2 separate regions of the Homo sapiens genome follow, and region 2 is linked to region 1. The links are chromatin loops, found by intact Hi-C in ENCODE. Cell type or tissue: ascending aorta. All regions are shown on one strand. Links, peaks and the distances in the headings refer to the core of each region. The heading gives the core; the rest is flanking DNA.

Region 1 (7,252 bases), core at 2,238-6,237:
CAGGAGCAATTTGAGGAGGATCAGAATCTTGCAGCCTCCAGCTGCATGGCTCCTAAACCATAATTTCTAATCTTGTAGCTAATTTGTTAGTCCTACAAAGGCAGCCTGGTCCCCAGGCAAGAACGGGTTTTGTTTTGGGAAAGAGCTGATATCATCTTTATTTCAAAGTCAAACTATAAAGGGCTGTTACAAAGTTAAACTATAAACTAAGTTCCTCCCAAAATTAGTTCAGCCAATTCCTGGGAATGAACAAGGACAGCTTAGAGGTTAGAAGCAAGATGGAGTTGGTTAGGTCAGATCTCTTTCACGCTAATCATTTCACTGTTAATTTTTGCAAAGGCAGTTTCAATTGGACTGGGAGAGATAAAAGAGGAAGCAGGAAACGAATGCAGAGGGCCATAGCAGGGGTGCAGGCAAGAGAAGAGGGTGGCTGTGGTGGTGCAGAGAAGCGGGCAGTCATGATTTACTTCTGATGAAGAGCCAGCAGGACCTGAGGACAGACCAGCTGCAAGCCGTGGGAAGGAAGAAGCAGCACTGTAACATGTCCATAATGGCCCCAACGCCCAAGCTGGAAGGTTGTGGGTTTACAGGAATGAGGGCAAGCAACACCTGGCCCGCCCAGGGCGGAAAACCGCTTAAAGGAATTCTTAAGACACAAACAAAAGCATGAGCGATCTGTGTCTTAAGGGCATGTTCCTGCTGCAATTAATTCAGCCCATCCCTTCCTTTCCCATAGGGGACTTTTAGTTAATTTAATATCTATAGAAACAATGCTAATGACTGGTTTGCTGTTAATAAATATGTGGGTAAATCTCTGTTCAGGGCTCTCAGCTCTGAAGGCTGTGAGACCCCTGATTTCCCACTTCACACCTCTATATTTCTGTGCGTGTGTCTTTAATTCCTCTAGCGCCACTGGGGTCTCAGCACATGCACACATATTGGATTTCATTTTCACATTTTCCCTCTTTCTGCTTTATTAGTGACCTAGAAACAGATACAACTATGTAAAAAACAAAACAAAACAGAACTTCTATATGGTGTAGTGGCATTTCTCCTATGCCATGGTGGTGTTGTGAGGATTAAATAAATTAATACACGTTAAGATGCTTAGAAAAGTGCCTGGCACATATACAGTGCTCATTGCATATTATTTTTATTTCAATTCAAATGGAAAAAGACTAGTTTACCTAGCATGGGGCTTTTGTATAACTTACTATCCATTTTGAAAAAATGTCAGATGCTCTTACATTTAAGTGAAAATACATTTCATATCAATTAAATATGTGCATGGAAGAAATCATACTAGAAAAGTATGAGAAAAACATCTGATTAGCCAGGTGCAGTGGCTCACACCTATAATCCCAGCACTTTGGGAGGCCAAGGCAGGTGGATCATGTGGTCAGGAGATAGAGACCATCCCAGCCAACATGATGAAACCCTGTCTCTACTAAAAATACAAAAATTAGCTAGGCATGGTGGTGCATGCCTGTTATCCCAGCTACTCGGGAGGCTGAGGCAGGAGAATCGCTTGAACCAGGGAGTCGGAGGTTGCAGGGAACCAAGATCGCACCACTGCACTCCAGCCTGGCAACAGAGTGAGACTCTGTCTCAAACAAACAAACAAAAAAATCTAATTGAATAGTTAGTTGCCTAACTTTGACAAAGCAGGACTTTTTAGACCACACAGAAAACCCAGATCCAATAATGAAAAGAGTGACTTGTTTGATCACATACAAAATTTTGTAATGTTAAAAAGTTATAAATTATGCCAAAGATAAGGAAGAAGAAAATATTGCATCACATATGACAAGCAGAAAGTGAATTTCACCAAAATAAAAGATCTTCTAAAAACTGATAATCCAACAAGAGATTTCTCTTCATAAGAGAAAATGCAAACCATCAAGGGATAAATGAAAAGAGGATTTGCCTTTCACCTATCTAATTTGACCCAGCCTTCTTAGTCATTGATGCTGGGAATATGAATTGCTACAACCTTTTCTGGATGATCTGGCATATAAAAAATGTGCATATTATTCTACCCAGTAATTTATCTTTTAGGAATTCAGACAAAAGAAATAAAACCACCAGTACTGTATTAACTAGCAAAGCACGAATTTTTTTCCAAATGAACATCAATAGGAAAATAAAATATGGTTATTTATTAAATAAATTAAATTATGTTTCATTACATTTTGTAATATGTTCAGCTATTTAAAAGCATGTACTAACTTGAAAAGATGTCTGTGGCCTGCTGTTAAGGAAAAAAGACAAGTTATACAGTAAGGAACTAACATTTTACTTTTGGTTTTGGTTTTGTGTGTGTGTTTGGTTTGTTTCTTTTTGTTGTGGTCGTGGTAAGTGGTGGGGGGTAGCATATTTATACACGTACTTAAGTGTATAAGGACATAGGTAGAGGAGACACCCAATTATTCATGTTGATCGCCTCAGAGAAGTGGGATGGAAAGGTGGGAAGAGCAGGGAAAATAACTTTTCTTCGGAAAAAGTTAAAATGCCTATAGAGATGTAAATATATACTTTCTCTTTACAAATCTTTATATAATTTAGCCCCCCGCCTCCCGCCTTTTTTTTTTTTTTTTTTTTTTTTAGACGGAGTCTCGCTCTGTCGCCCAGGCTGGAGTGCAGTGGCTGTGATCTCGGTTCACTGCAACCTCCGCCTCCTGGGTTCAAGCGATTCCTGTGCCTCAGCCTCCCAAGTAGCTGGAACTACAGGCGCATGCCGCCACACCTGGCTAAATTTTTGTATTTTAGTAGAGACAGGGTTTCACCGTGTTGCCCAGGCTGGTCGCCGACTCCTGAGATCAGGCAATCCACCCGCTTTGCCCTCCCCAAGTGCTGGAATTACAGGCGTGAGCCACTGCGCCTAGCCAATTTAGCTCCCTTTTAAAATTAAAAATGGGCTGGGCATAGTGTCTCATACCTGTGATCCTAACACTATGGGAGGCTGAGGTGGGAGGATCACTTGAGCCCAGGAGTTCAAGACCAGCCTGGGCAATATAGTGAGACGCCCATCTCTACCAAAATAATAATAATAATAACAACAACAACAACAACAACAACAATACCTACGCATGGTAGTGTGCCTGGTTCCCAGCTACTAGGGAGGCTGAGGCAAGAGAACCCTTTAACCCAGCCCAGGAATTCAAGAATGCAGTGAACTGTGATCACACGACTGCACTCCAGCCTGAGCAACAGAGTGAGATCCCATCTCAGATAAATAAATAAAGCAGGCTAAATAAGGGTCCACTATCCAGAACATACACATTAAAAGAACCTTACAACTTATCAACAAAAAGACAACTCCAATAAAAAATGAGCAAAGAACTTAAACAGCCAAAGATACATAAATTGCCAACAAGCACATGAAAAGCTGCTCAAAAGCATCAGTAGTCAGGGAAATGTTAATCAAAACCACAATGAGATGCTACATCATACTCACTAGGAAGGCTAGATTTAAAAAAAAAAGAAAAAGAAAAGCAAATGTTGGTGAGGATACGGAGAAACTGGAACCCTCATTAAGCACAGAATTACTACATAACCCAGCAGATCTACTCTTAGGTATTATACCCCGAAGAACAGAAAAAAGGCACTCAAACAAATGCATGTACACACATGTTCACAGCGGCATTCATTCATAACAGCCAAAAAGTAGAAACAATTCAAACGTTCAACTGATGAATGGATAAACCATTGTGATACCGCCATACAATGGAATATTATTCAGCCATAACAACGAATGAAGTACTGATACGTGCTGCAAGGTGGATGAACCTGATACATTATGCTAGGTGAAGGAAGCCAGACACAAAAGGTCGTGTGTATGATTCCATTTACATGAAATGCCCAGAATAGGTAAATCCATAGAGACAGAAAGCGGACTGGTGGTTGCCAAGGCCTGGGAGGGAGAGGAGGATTGGCCGTAAGTGCTTCATGGAGTTGGCTGTCCTTCGGCGAAATATTTTGGAAATAGCAGAATGGTGCTTGCACAACATTGTAAATTTACTAAACGCCACTGAATTGTTCACCTTAAAATGGTCAATATTACGTTATGTGAATTTCACTTTAATTACAAAAAGAGAAACGCTAGCGTTTACGCAGGCGGAGGGCAGGCTGGACTGGGGACGCTCCTCCCGGCCGCCTCGTTGCTGGCAGCGCTTCCGCCCGCCGGCGCACCAGTCAGTACCGCGCCCGGCGAATGTGGAGGGCGAAGCTGCGGCAGGGCAATCACAAAAGGGCTGTCAGAGAGGAGGCGAGGCGGGAGGAAGATGGAGAGGCGGGTGGGAGCCTCACCTTTGGACTCTATCGCCACAGCCCGGTCTAGCCGCTACGCCCGAGCTCAAGTCTGACTCGAAACTCCGCTGGGTGCCTGAGAGGACCCGGCAGGCCAAGGGGTGGAACTGAGGGGGCGGGGACGCGGCGGGCGGGTGGGGCCGCCTCCCGGCTGGGCACGCCTCCAAGCCAGACTGGACGCGAAGGAAACCGGAACCTGTCTGCCTACGGTGCCTGTTTCCGGAAGCAGCTTGAGTCCGGACACCAACGACGGGGACGCTGGGAAGCCGACTTCCGGCGCCCTATTTTCTCACCTGGTTCCCGCGGCGAGCCAGCGGCAGCGGCGGCGGCGATGAGACAGAAGCACTACCTTGAGGCTGCAGCGCGGGGACTGCACGACAGCTGCCCGGGCCAAGCCCGCTACCTCCTGTAAGAGGACTGGAGGGGAAGCGGGAGGCGAGCGGGTAGGTGTTCCTTTGCTCCTCACAAGTCTCTTTCTCTTTTACAGCTGGGCCTACACTTCGTCGCACGGTAAGAAGAACGCCTGTCTCTTGTGCTTTGGGCTCTTGTCGCCCCGCTTTCCTCTGTTCCGCACAACGCTCAAATAAGGCCGATGGACTCACTTCCCTCCATAAAAACAACAACAACAAAGCCCGCATGTGTCTCGGTTTCGTGAAAAATCCAAATTCTTTAATGTGCCTTGTCTTGCTTTGTTAGCGGCATTTGACACATTGATCAGTCTTGAAATAGTTTCCTCCCTTGGCTTCTAGGTCATTACGTAGTTCACCTCTTCATTTATTACTTCTCGATTTGCTTTGCTGGTTCCTCCTAATCTCCCCAAGCTTTAAGTATTGTCGTGGCCCAGTACTCAGCCCTTGGACCTCTTTTCTAGGCACACTCGCTTCCTTGGTGACAGTTTTTCATCCAATCTCATGGCTTTTAAATACCATATACTGAGGACTTACAAATGTATATACTCAGCGCAGACCTCTCCTCTGAATTCTAGACTCATATATCCGAATGTCTTCTTGACAAATTCTTTTCAATGTCTAGTAATTCAAACTTAGCTAATATGTCCAAAACCTGAGCTTTAACCCCCAACAAGATCCTCCAGTTTTTCTCATTTCAGTAAATAATTCCATTCTTCCCTTACAGTTATTGAGCCCAAAAACCTTGGAGCTATTCTTGACTCCCTAACTCTCTCTCCTCCCCCAGGCCAGTATGCGAGCAAATCCTGTTGGCTTTAAAATGTAGCCAAAATCAGCCAGGAGCGGTGGCTCACCCCTGTAATCCCAGCACTTTGAGATGCAGAGGCGGGCGGATCATTTGAGGCCAGGAGTTCGAGACCAACCTGGCCAACATGGCGAAACGCTGTCTCTACTAAAAATACAAAAAAATTACCTGGCATGGTGGTGCACGCCTGTAATCCCAGCTACTCGAGAGGGTGAGGCATGAGAATCTCTTGAACCCGGGAGGTGGAGGTTGCAGTGAGCGGAGATGGCGCCATTGCACTCCACTCCTCACCACATCCATTGCTACTACCCTGCTCCAGGCCATCACCAGCTCTCTCCTGGATTAATAAAAGTGAAAGTCCTTTAAAAGGATTGTAAGGCCCTGTGTCATAGACCTGCATACCTCTCTGACGTACTCTTTCCTTCACGCAACTCCAGTCACACTAGGTCTCCTTGCTTTTCTGTTTCAGGGCCTTTGCAGGTACTCTTCACTCTGCCTGGGATTCTTGCCTCACATATCTGCTTTCATGTGAATCCTCCATTTCCCTCTGGTCTCTATAATATCACTCAATGAAGCTTTCCCTAGCCACCTATTTAAAATTACAGTAACTCCATCAATACTTCTATTCCCCCCTCCTATCTTACTTTTTTATTCCCAGCACTTAACATTTGACGTTGTTATATTTATTGTATGCCTCGGTGAATTGTCCTTTGTTCACTGCTGTGTCTCCAGCACTTAGAACAGTGCCTGGCATTCTTAATTGTCACTTAGTGAATATGAATGAGTTTCACATTTGGCAGAGCTAAGTTTAAGTGTGGTCTTTAGCTTTATAAGTGCTGTTGCATCCCTGGCACTTAGCACAGTGCTCAACAGTAGATACTATTCATTGTGCTAATTATTTAAAAAAAGAAACAAAATCGCAGTGCAATTTGTTATTTTGTGGTAAATGCATTGGTAAAATTGGTGAAACATAACAGCCTTTTAAAACTTAGTAGCAAGTAATGAGAAGTGGCTAGATTTAGGATATATTTTAAAGCCTACAGGATTTGCTAGCATAGGTTGGAGATTTGCCTATCTGTTGCTGAAAGGAGTGAATGGATGGAATTGTAGTATTTTGCAAGGTAAATTACTGCCAATTTATCTTTTTGTAAATTTTCATATTTTGAGTTTACTTAATGTGTATCTGCTTATATTAAATTTCAATATACTTTTTATAAATGTTGACAGTTTGAGGTAACAAAATATTCTGATTTGCTGAATTGTGAGTTTCATTTGTATAATTTTAGATGATAAGAGCACTTTTGAAGAAACGTGTCCATACTGTTTCCAGCTGTTGGTTCTGGATAACTCTCGAGTGCGTCTCAAACCCAAAGCCAGGTTGACACCCAAAATACAGAAACTTCTTAATCGAGAAGCGAGAAACTATACACTCAGTTTTAAAGAAGCAAAAATGGTGAAAAAGTTCAAAGACTCCAAAAGTGTATTGGTAAGATTTCAGTTCCAGTATGTATGAGTAAACTAGAATTTTCTTTTCTTTCACTTAAAATCAGTTTAAGAATCAGCCTCAGTATAACTCAGAGATTTATAGTAGTATATTTGGATTATCAAAATATATACATAAACACTTCTCTAATGATTAGTGTTTCATTATAAGGACAGCTTACTTTTATTTTTCATGATTACCTAAACCAAACATGGTGAGCTCTCAATTGTTTTGAGATCCCATTGTTGA
Region 2 (8,277 bases), core at 1,555-5,554, 590 kb before region 1:
CAGGGTCTAACAGAAGACACAAGCTATAAATCTTGACAATGACCAGTCTGTTGACGGGTTCTATTTAGCCCATTGTTTTAAAATTGAATTGGTTGTTAACTTTTAAGTTTTGATTTAAGACATTATAAAGAAAAACAAACTACAAGGCCAGAGGATTGCTTGGGCCCAGAAATTTGAGACCAGCTTGGGGAACATAGGGGGACGCCACTCATCTCTACAAAAAATTTAAAAAATTAACCAAGGGTGGTGGCACATGCCTGTGGTCCCAGCTACTCAGGAGGCTGAGATGGGAGAATCACTTGATATAATTAGTCCTGCTAGCTTCTGCTAGCTTAGTCAAAGCTTTGTCATCTGAGTTAGACCGTGTGAAGGTGACAGTGGTGCAGGTCTCCCTGTGGACTAGATACCCCAATCTTGCCTCACCCTTGATAATGCAGTAAGGACCCCCTATCTTATGACACAGGGCAGGAGGGAAGACAGCCAGCTCTACAGGATCCACATCATGTGCAGTCACCAACAACTGAGACTTTTCATTCTCCACCCAGGTGGTGACAGTCTTAACCCTGCTGGAAGGACAGGTGACCTCTTAGTGGAGACATCCCCTTTGCTGGCAGCTGTCTTCCCAGCCCACGACAACAGCCTCTGCTTCTCTTGCTTTGTCTCTGGTCTGTACTTGTGGGCCAGCCCGAGTTAATTAAGGAGCTTGTTGGCAGTCTGAAGTCTGGGTAAACTAGTTAATCACAGGAGGCATTTTCTGCTGCTCATAGGGGATAGCCCTTTGCCGCTGCAATCAGATATAGCTGGGCCATTTGACAAAGCAAGTGAGGTCCCTTTGGGGCTGAATGTCCTGTCCAATGCCAAAATTCTTAGGCCTTTTCTCAAACAAGGGATTTACCACCTTCTTAGCCTCCTGCTACTTTCAGACAGCAGGGGCTGGGGTCGTCTTCTTCCCCTTGGCCTTCTTTTCCTTGGGCATCTTGGGCAGCTGGAGGAGAAAGAAAGGAAAGGGAATTCTCTCCTCCATCTTCTGAGCACCCCTGACTGTTCCTCTTGTTCTGCAACCTTACATATTATTAGTGTTCTCCATTGTTCTGCCTTTTGTTCCCGCACTTTTCATGCCGTAGGCTCTCTCTGGCTAGCTTATCTATTGCCACCTATGAGGCTTCAACTACCATATCTAAAGTAATTAGTTCCAACCTATATCTTGGGCCTGACCTTTTTTTTTAGTCTCTTCTCCATAGAGTTGACTGCTACTTAACATAACTGCTTGTTTCCCGACACCCTACACTGATCATGAATTATTCCTCTCTTTCCCTCTACCTGCCTCTTTTCTCCTGTATCTTCTATCTTCTGGACTAGCACTGCCATTCACCCATTTTCTCCAACAGAAATTTGGAATCTTCTATGATGTGTCAATTTCACTCATGTACATGTTAGGCAGCGTCTGCGTCTTATTTATCCTTGTGCTGTCTATGTCCATGCTCCATAAAAACATAATAAAAAAAGGAGAGGAACAAATTGATAAAAGAGTCAGTTTGCTCATAGCAATGAGCTTATGAGAGTGGACTGGAAACAAGAAGATGTGAAGTTTGATTCATATTCGTAATGGGAGCCCAGTGTAAGATAGGAAGGAAATGAAGGATGAGGTCAAAATGTTAAATGTGAAATTTAACAAAGATTATTCAGATGGATTTAAAGGCATAGTTACCAGAGAAAACAGATGATCCATGAGGAGGATTTATTTTGGAATAAAAAGCATAATGGGGCCGGGTGCAGTGGCTCACGCCTGTAATCCCAGAACTCTGGGAGACCGAGGAGGGAGGATCACCTGAGGTTAGGAGTTCGAGACCAGCCTGGCCAACATGGTGAAACCCTATCTCTACTATAAATAAATAAATAAATACTAGCTGGGTGTGGTGGTGAATGCCTGTGATCCCAGCTACTCGGGAGGCTGAGGTAGGAGAATTGGTTGAACCCGGGAGGCAGAGGTTGTGGTGAGCCGAGATCGTGCCACTGCACTTCAGCCTGGGTGACAGAGCAAGACTCTGTCTCAAAAAAAAAAAAAGCATAATGGCTTCATGACAATTTGAATGTGAAGAGATGAAGAGAATACATCTCACGCAATACTGAAAATTCATGTCAGGGAAGACAGTAAAGCATGCTGAGAAACAGACGTGTTGGAGCTTCAGGGTCTGCTATAACATTGGATGCTCAGCACACTGCCCCGTATGAAGTCTTGCTCCTCACCTCTCTTCCAAGGCATGGGGCTCCATGTTTTCATCTTCAATTTTGTTCTCCACAGACTGGAACTAAATATTCAGCTATATGTGAGGTGATTCCTCTATGAGTTTCCTCCCTAGGAAATTCATACTGTAACTACCACAAACTTCGTGGCTTGAAACAACAGGGATTTATTATCACATGGGTCTGGAGGCTAGAAGTCTGAAATGAAGGTGTTGGTAAGGTCATACCCTCAGTGAAGGCTCTAGGGAGGAAGCCTTCCGTGTCTGTATGATTCCCGCTGGTTGCCGGCAGTCTTTGACATTCCTCATCACATGGCCTTCTTCCCTCTGTGTCTGAGTGTGGTTCCATGTATCTATCATCTTTTTAAAAGACACCAGTCGTTGGCTTTAGGACCCACCTAGCAATCAAGTATGACCTCATCTTAATTAATTACATCTGCAAAAAATGTACGTTTCCAATAAGGTCATTCTGAGGTTCTAGGTGGACACAAATTTTGGGGGTATTCAACCCAGCACACTGCCTTTGCCAGCTAGTAATTTGTTGAAATTCACCCTTCTGTGACTGCTATGTAACATGAAGTGGGTCTTTTAAATCTATTTCCTTAAGGCAGAGAATGAAGGAAGGGGCCTAAGAAAGGTGGCAAGTCCTGGATGGAAGGTGGATTATGACACCTGGGAAAGCAACATCTGTGATGGGTGGAGAGACTCAAACCGCAAATTTGAATACAAGTCATTCTATCCAACTGCCTGATGCCTTTGGAATCTACCCCTTGGCAAAGACCACGACAAAATATGGTAAACAGAATATAAGGCTATGATGGGATGTATTTATAGTCACAGGAAAATACAGGGCTCTGCCTTGTGGAGGAGATGAAATGGAAACCAATGTGATCTATAACTAATCATCACTCACTTTGTACATTCATAAAATTTCCCGGAAGCAGGAAACTGGAATGAGAATAGGCAAACTGGAAGCAATGCACTGAGCAGTTGTTCTGCCTCCATTCTTTTCTAGATGACAAAACTAAAGACCCCCACAGTGAAAATGCTTATCCCAATTTAGCCAGCTATTAAGTGACAGAACCCAAACTGGATCCCATATCTCCTGACTCTGTTCTTCCTATTTGATCCTGATGCCCCTCAGGAAAATAATTAGAATAAAATAAAAACATACTTCTTGCAAGTTCTGACAATTATTACCTAGAAAGAGGATTTGAGGAAATGGCATTTTTGAGGAAATGGTGAGAAATTTGCCTTTAATTCATATGTGTGTGAGGGAGAGTTCATTTAATTTCTTAGTTTAATATTAAGTTGTAGAAACAGTGTTTGATAAACCAAATCACAGGAGGAAAAATAAGAAAAAAGCTCCTTAACAGTAGGCGTGATGTTAACAATTTGTCAGCAGGAGGCGCTAGAGAGACATTGCAGGAGGAAGGGCTTCCCTTCTGGGTCTGGTGCGCACAGCTTCTCTAGCATCCAGTAACAGCTCCTCCCTGTTTGCTCTTGCATCCTTTGGGGCAGTTTTGTAGCCGAGTGCCTCCAGTGAGAAGCCTCCCAGTGAATGGCTGTCTCTTGCATTCTAGAGGGAAGACTTCTGGTAAGTTCTGAAGGGCAGATTTCAGGAAAGTTTCACTACCATGGCAAAACAGTGACTTTTCTGCTATCCAGTGAGCCAAGGCTATGTACCACAGAGGAGGTGCCTAACAATCACGTGGACAAAATGACACTCTCGGTGAATATAAGTCAGTCTCTTTCCCTAGTGCTTGCTCAACGGACTGTAAACAAAGTAGCCACAGTGGCAAGGATGGAGACTATGTATGGGCTCAAAAACAGGGACCGTCTCCACTCACCAAAACTGACCTAGCGAACACCACCATGTGTACCTACTTTGTCAACAGCAGAGGCCAGTACTAAGCCCTTCAAATGGTCCTCCACCGTTTGAAGAGGGCAACACTAAGCCCTTCAAATAGTCCATGGGAACCAGCCAGCCACCTGGTGGCAGGTTGATTACATTGGACCATTTTATTCATAGAGGAAACAGATTAATCCTCACTGGAATAGACATATATTCTGAATATGGATTCACCTTCCCTGCCTGTTATTCTTCAGCTAGCCCTACTATGTATGTACTTACGAAATGCCTTAGTCATCTTCTTGGTATTCTGCACAGCATTGTTTCTCATCAAGGATCTCATTTCACAGCAAATGAAGGATAGCAATGAGTTCATGTCTATGGAAGGAATCAATTGGTCTTACCACCCACATACTCCAACATCCAGAAGCAGCTGGCCTAACTGAAAGTTGGAATCACTTACTGAAGACTCAATTATGGTGTCAGTTGGGAGACAGCACCCCAAAACAACAGCATTCTGTCTTACAGGGTATCATACATGCTTGGAATCTGAGATCATTATATGATGCTGTTTCTTCATAGCCAGATTACATGGATCTGGGCATCAAGGGGTAAAAGTGAGCATGACTCCTCTCACTTTTATACCCAATAATCCATTTGCAGAATTTTTCTTCCTCTTTCAGAAACTTAGAACTATGCTGGTTTGGAAGTCATAGTCCCCAAGGGAGGGATTCTTCTACCAGCAGACACAGTGTTTCAATTGAATGGGACCATTCAGGAGGGTGAAACTGCTTCCTAGACATATTAGACTTCTTATGCCATTGGACCAACTGGAAAATAAAAAAGTTATATAGGGGAGGTGCTTGATCATGGTTACCAAGAGGAACTTGGGTTGCTACTACACTATAGGGGCAAGGACTATGTCTGAAACTCAGGGAATTATCTAGGGATGCCTCTTATACTTCTGTGGCCACTAGTAAAGGTTAATGGAAAACTACAGAAACCAAAAAAGTCAGGGTTAACAACTTAGATTCTCCAGGAATAAAGGTTTGGGTCACTATACTGGGTAGAGAACCCCAGCAAGCTGTGTTTCTAGCTAAGGATGGAGGATAGGTGGACTAGTTAATGGAAGAAGGAAGGGGTAGATATTCAGTTTCACAACAAATTACAAAACCAAGGACAGTAATAGCTTTGTGTATTTTCTGTTTGCTTATTATATACATTTGTTTATTTTATGTTCTAACCATTTTCATCTTCTTTCTCCACATTGTCGTTTTATACACAAATAGTTTAAACTTAACTTTACAATGTGTTCTTTAGGTTACAGAATATTTAGTGGGACTATGACTGAATTTGGGGAGTAATTAATATAACCAGTAATGAATACAATGACTGCCAGGACTGCGCATCTCTACATTTTGAGGAAATGGTGAGAAATTTGCCTTTAAAAAACATGGTTGTATTTTATTACAGAAGAAAATTAGAGTTGCTTTGTTGATGTACAGATGTGCTCAAAGATGTGAAGAAGGTTGCACGTGTAGGTTAAGTAGTCAGAGTCCTATTCTCATTTGAATCTCTGTGCTTTTGCTCAAGCTATTCTATGAGGGAAACTTCAAAAAGTTCATGGAAAATGTGTATTATGAAAAACTATGCATGGATTTCAAATTTTTTGCAAATAAACTCATACCAACTTGATATGACATGTCTGAATAGAACCTAGTTTGAGGCACTAAGAAGGATAAGATATCAATTTGAAAAGAGCCCCTATTGGAGCAACATGAATTCTGCTAAAATTGAAGCAAGAACAAACATCGAATTTATGGTGATGCTTGCATGGAAGAATGGTGAAATCACTGATGCTTTACAAAAAGTTTATGAGGATGATGTCCCCAAATAAATCAGCAGTTTACAAATAGATAAACCACTTGAAGAAGGACAAGATAACGTTGAAGATGAAGCCTGCAGTGGCAGACCATCCACATCAATTTGCAAGGGAAAAAAGGATCTTGTTCATGCTCTAGTTGAAAAGGACTGACAATTAACAGCACAAACAATAGCCAACACCACAGATGTCTCAAGTGGCTCAGCTTACGTAATTCTGACTAAAAAATTTGAGCAAACTTTCCACTCTATGAGTGCCAAAACCATTGCGCCCAGATCCACTGCAGACAAGAGCAGAGCTTTCAGTGGAAATTTTAAACAAATAAGATATAGACCCAGTAGCATTTCCTTGAAGAATTGTAACAGGAGATGAAACACGGCTTTACTAGTGTGATTCTGAAGACAAAGTACAATCAAAGCAATGGCTACCGAGACGTGGAAGTGGTCCAGTCAAAGCAAAAGTGGACTGGTTAAGAGCAAAGGTTGTGACAACAGTTTTCTGGAATGCTCAAGGAATTTTTCTTGCTGACTTTCTGGAGGGTCAAAGAATGATAACACTGCTTATTATGAGGGTGGTTTGAGACAGTTAGCCAAAACTTTAGCAGAAAAACACCCAGAAATCTTCACCAGAGAGTCCTTCTTCACAGTGACAATGTTGCTACTCATTCCTCTCATTAAACAAGGACAGTTTTGCAAAGGTTTCAATGGGAAATCATTAGACATCATCCATCTTACAGTCCTGATTGGGCTCATTCTGACTTTTTTTATTTTCTAATCTAAAAAAAATCTGTAAAGGGCACCCATTTTTTTCGTCAGTTAATAATGTAAAAAAGACTGCATTGACATGGTTAAATTCCCAGGACCCTCAGTTCTTTAGGAGGGTCTCATCACTTACAAAAGTGTCTGGAGCCTATGTTGAGAAATAAAGTTTTAATTTTTCAATTTTTATCTCTTAATTTTGTTTTTCCACAAACTTTAAGTTCCCCGTGTATATACCTTAAATGACTCCTCCCATCCTCTCAAATTTGAGACACAGTTTATTTCATCATGAAGTTTCTTCCAGTTACCCTACCCTGCAGTGATTTCTTTCTCTGTGTCCCTGAAGGATTTGATAGTATCGTACATTTAGTACCTAATTATACATTCTGAACATAATTATCTTTTAATTATTGGATGTATTATACTGTTCTCCATCCCCTGCCCCACCTGCCCCAGTCCACTAGACCCTAAGCTCTTTTAGGATGATATCTCATTCCTTTTTTGCACTGTCCATCGAAAACACACATACAGTGAGTCACTACTCGATGAATACTTCTTAATTAAATAACTGTCCTTACCCACTTGCTGCACTGATCAATCTCCATCTTGCTCCGAATTCAGTGTTTCCGCCAATACAGTGTTTTTCAACCTAATTTGACTAGAGAGCATCTTTGACATCAATATCTAATTTCTCAAAACCACTTGGGACTAAAAAGATAATTTGTCAATTTTTGCTTGATATGTAAAAATGATTTACATAAAATGTTTTATTTTGAATTAACATATCATAAAATTCTTTAAAAACATATTCTACATTTGTAATATGACTTTTTTCCATTATTTAGAAATAATTAAGAAAGCAGAGTTAAAATACTGTACTGTAGTTCTTCAAAACATTAAAATAGAATTACTGTATGATCCAGCAACTCCACTTCTGGGTGTATACCCAAATTAATTGAAAGCAGGGACTCAAAAAGATATTTGTACACCCATATTCATAACAGCATTATTCACAGTAGCCACCGAGTGAAAGCAACACAAGTGTCCATCAGTAGATTCATGGATAGAGAAAATGTGGTATGCATTTAATGGCATATTATTCAGTCTTAAAAAGGAAGGAAATTTTGACACATGCTACAACATGGATGAATCTTGAGGATATTATGTGAAGAGAAATAAGATAGTTACAAAAAAAATACTATGTGATTTCACTTATATGAGTTTCCAGGATTAGTTAAATTTATAGAGCCAAAAAGTAGAATGGAGGCTGCCAGGGGCTGGGGAAGAGGGAATAGGGAAGTGGGTAGTAGCTGCAGTCAGATGATCCTGAAGCTGAAATCATCTGAAGACCTATCAACTCACATGTCTGGTGGTGCATGTGATAGTATGTTGGACATGACGTGTCTGCATAGCTGGAGTCTATCCAGATATCTCTCCATGCTGCCTCTCCATGTGGCCAGGTTGGGCTTCCTCAAAGTATGACAATGTGAGGGTGGTCAGACTTCTTACATGGTGCCTGGCTTCCTCTAGAATTTGCATTCC

What was found. Peaks named below come from ENCODE experiments on the same cell type or tissue, not always from the same donor. Only the 100,000 strongest peaks of a DNase experiment are listed, where the experiment ranks them.
Region 2: a loop joins it to region 1, with 5 times the contacts of the local background. A loop is called at or near these places in 10 of 110 quality-filtered maps.

Annotation. Positions count from the first base shown.
Region 1 is chr18:35,968,090-35,975,341 of GRCh38, forward strand. It overlaps RMP24 (ribonuclease MRP subunit p24), which reads left to right and starts at 4,590. Exons shown (of 5, transcript NM_031446.5): 1 at 4,590-4,716; 2 at 4,796-4,818; 3 at 6,807-7,006. The coding sequence starts at 4,640. LOC105372066 (a long non-coding RNA gene) reads right to left here and starts at 4,362. Exons shown (of 4, transcript NR_188032.1): 1 at 4,309-4,362. RefSeq lists silencers at 4,077-4,371, 4,311-4,460 and an enhancer at 4,380-5,272. In ascending aorta, for the core only: no CTCF peak of the experiment used is centred there; a DNase peak (open chromatin) is centred at 4,542; H3K4me3 peaks cover 2,633 bases; H3K27ac peaks cover 1,776 bases.
Region 2 is chr18:35,383,050-35,391,326 of GRCh38, forward strand. It overlaps the pseudogene RPL7AP67. Among named protein-coding and RNA genes, the nearest start is that of ZNF396, 9.9 kb to the left of the region's middle. RefSeq lists a silencer at 6,296-6,590. In ascending aorta, for the core only: a CTCF peak has its summit at 3,648 (motif pointing right); a DNase peak (open chromatin) is centred at 3,682.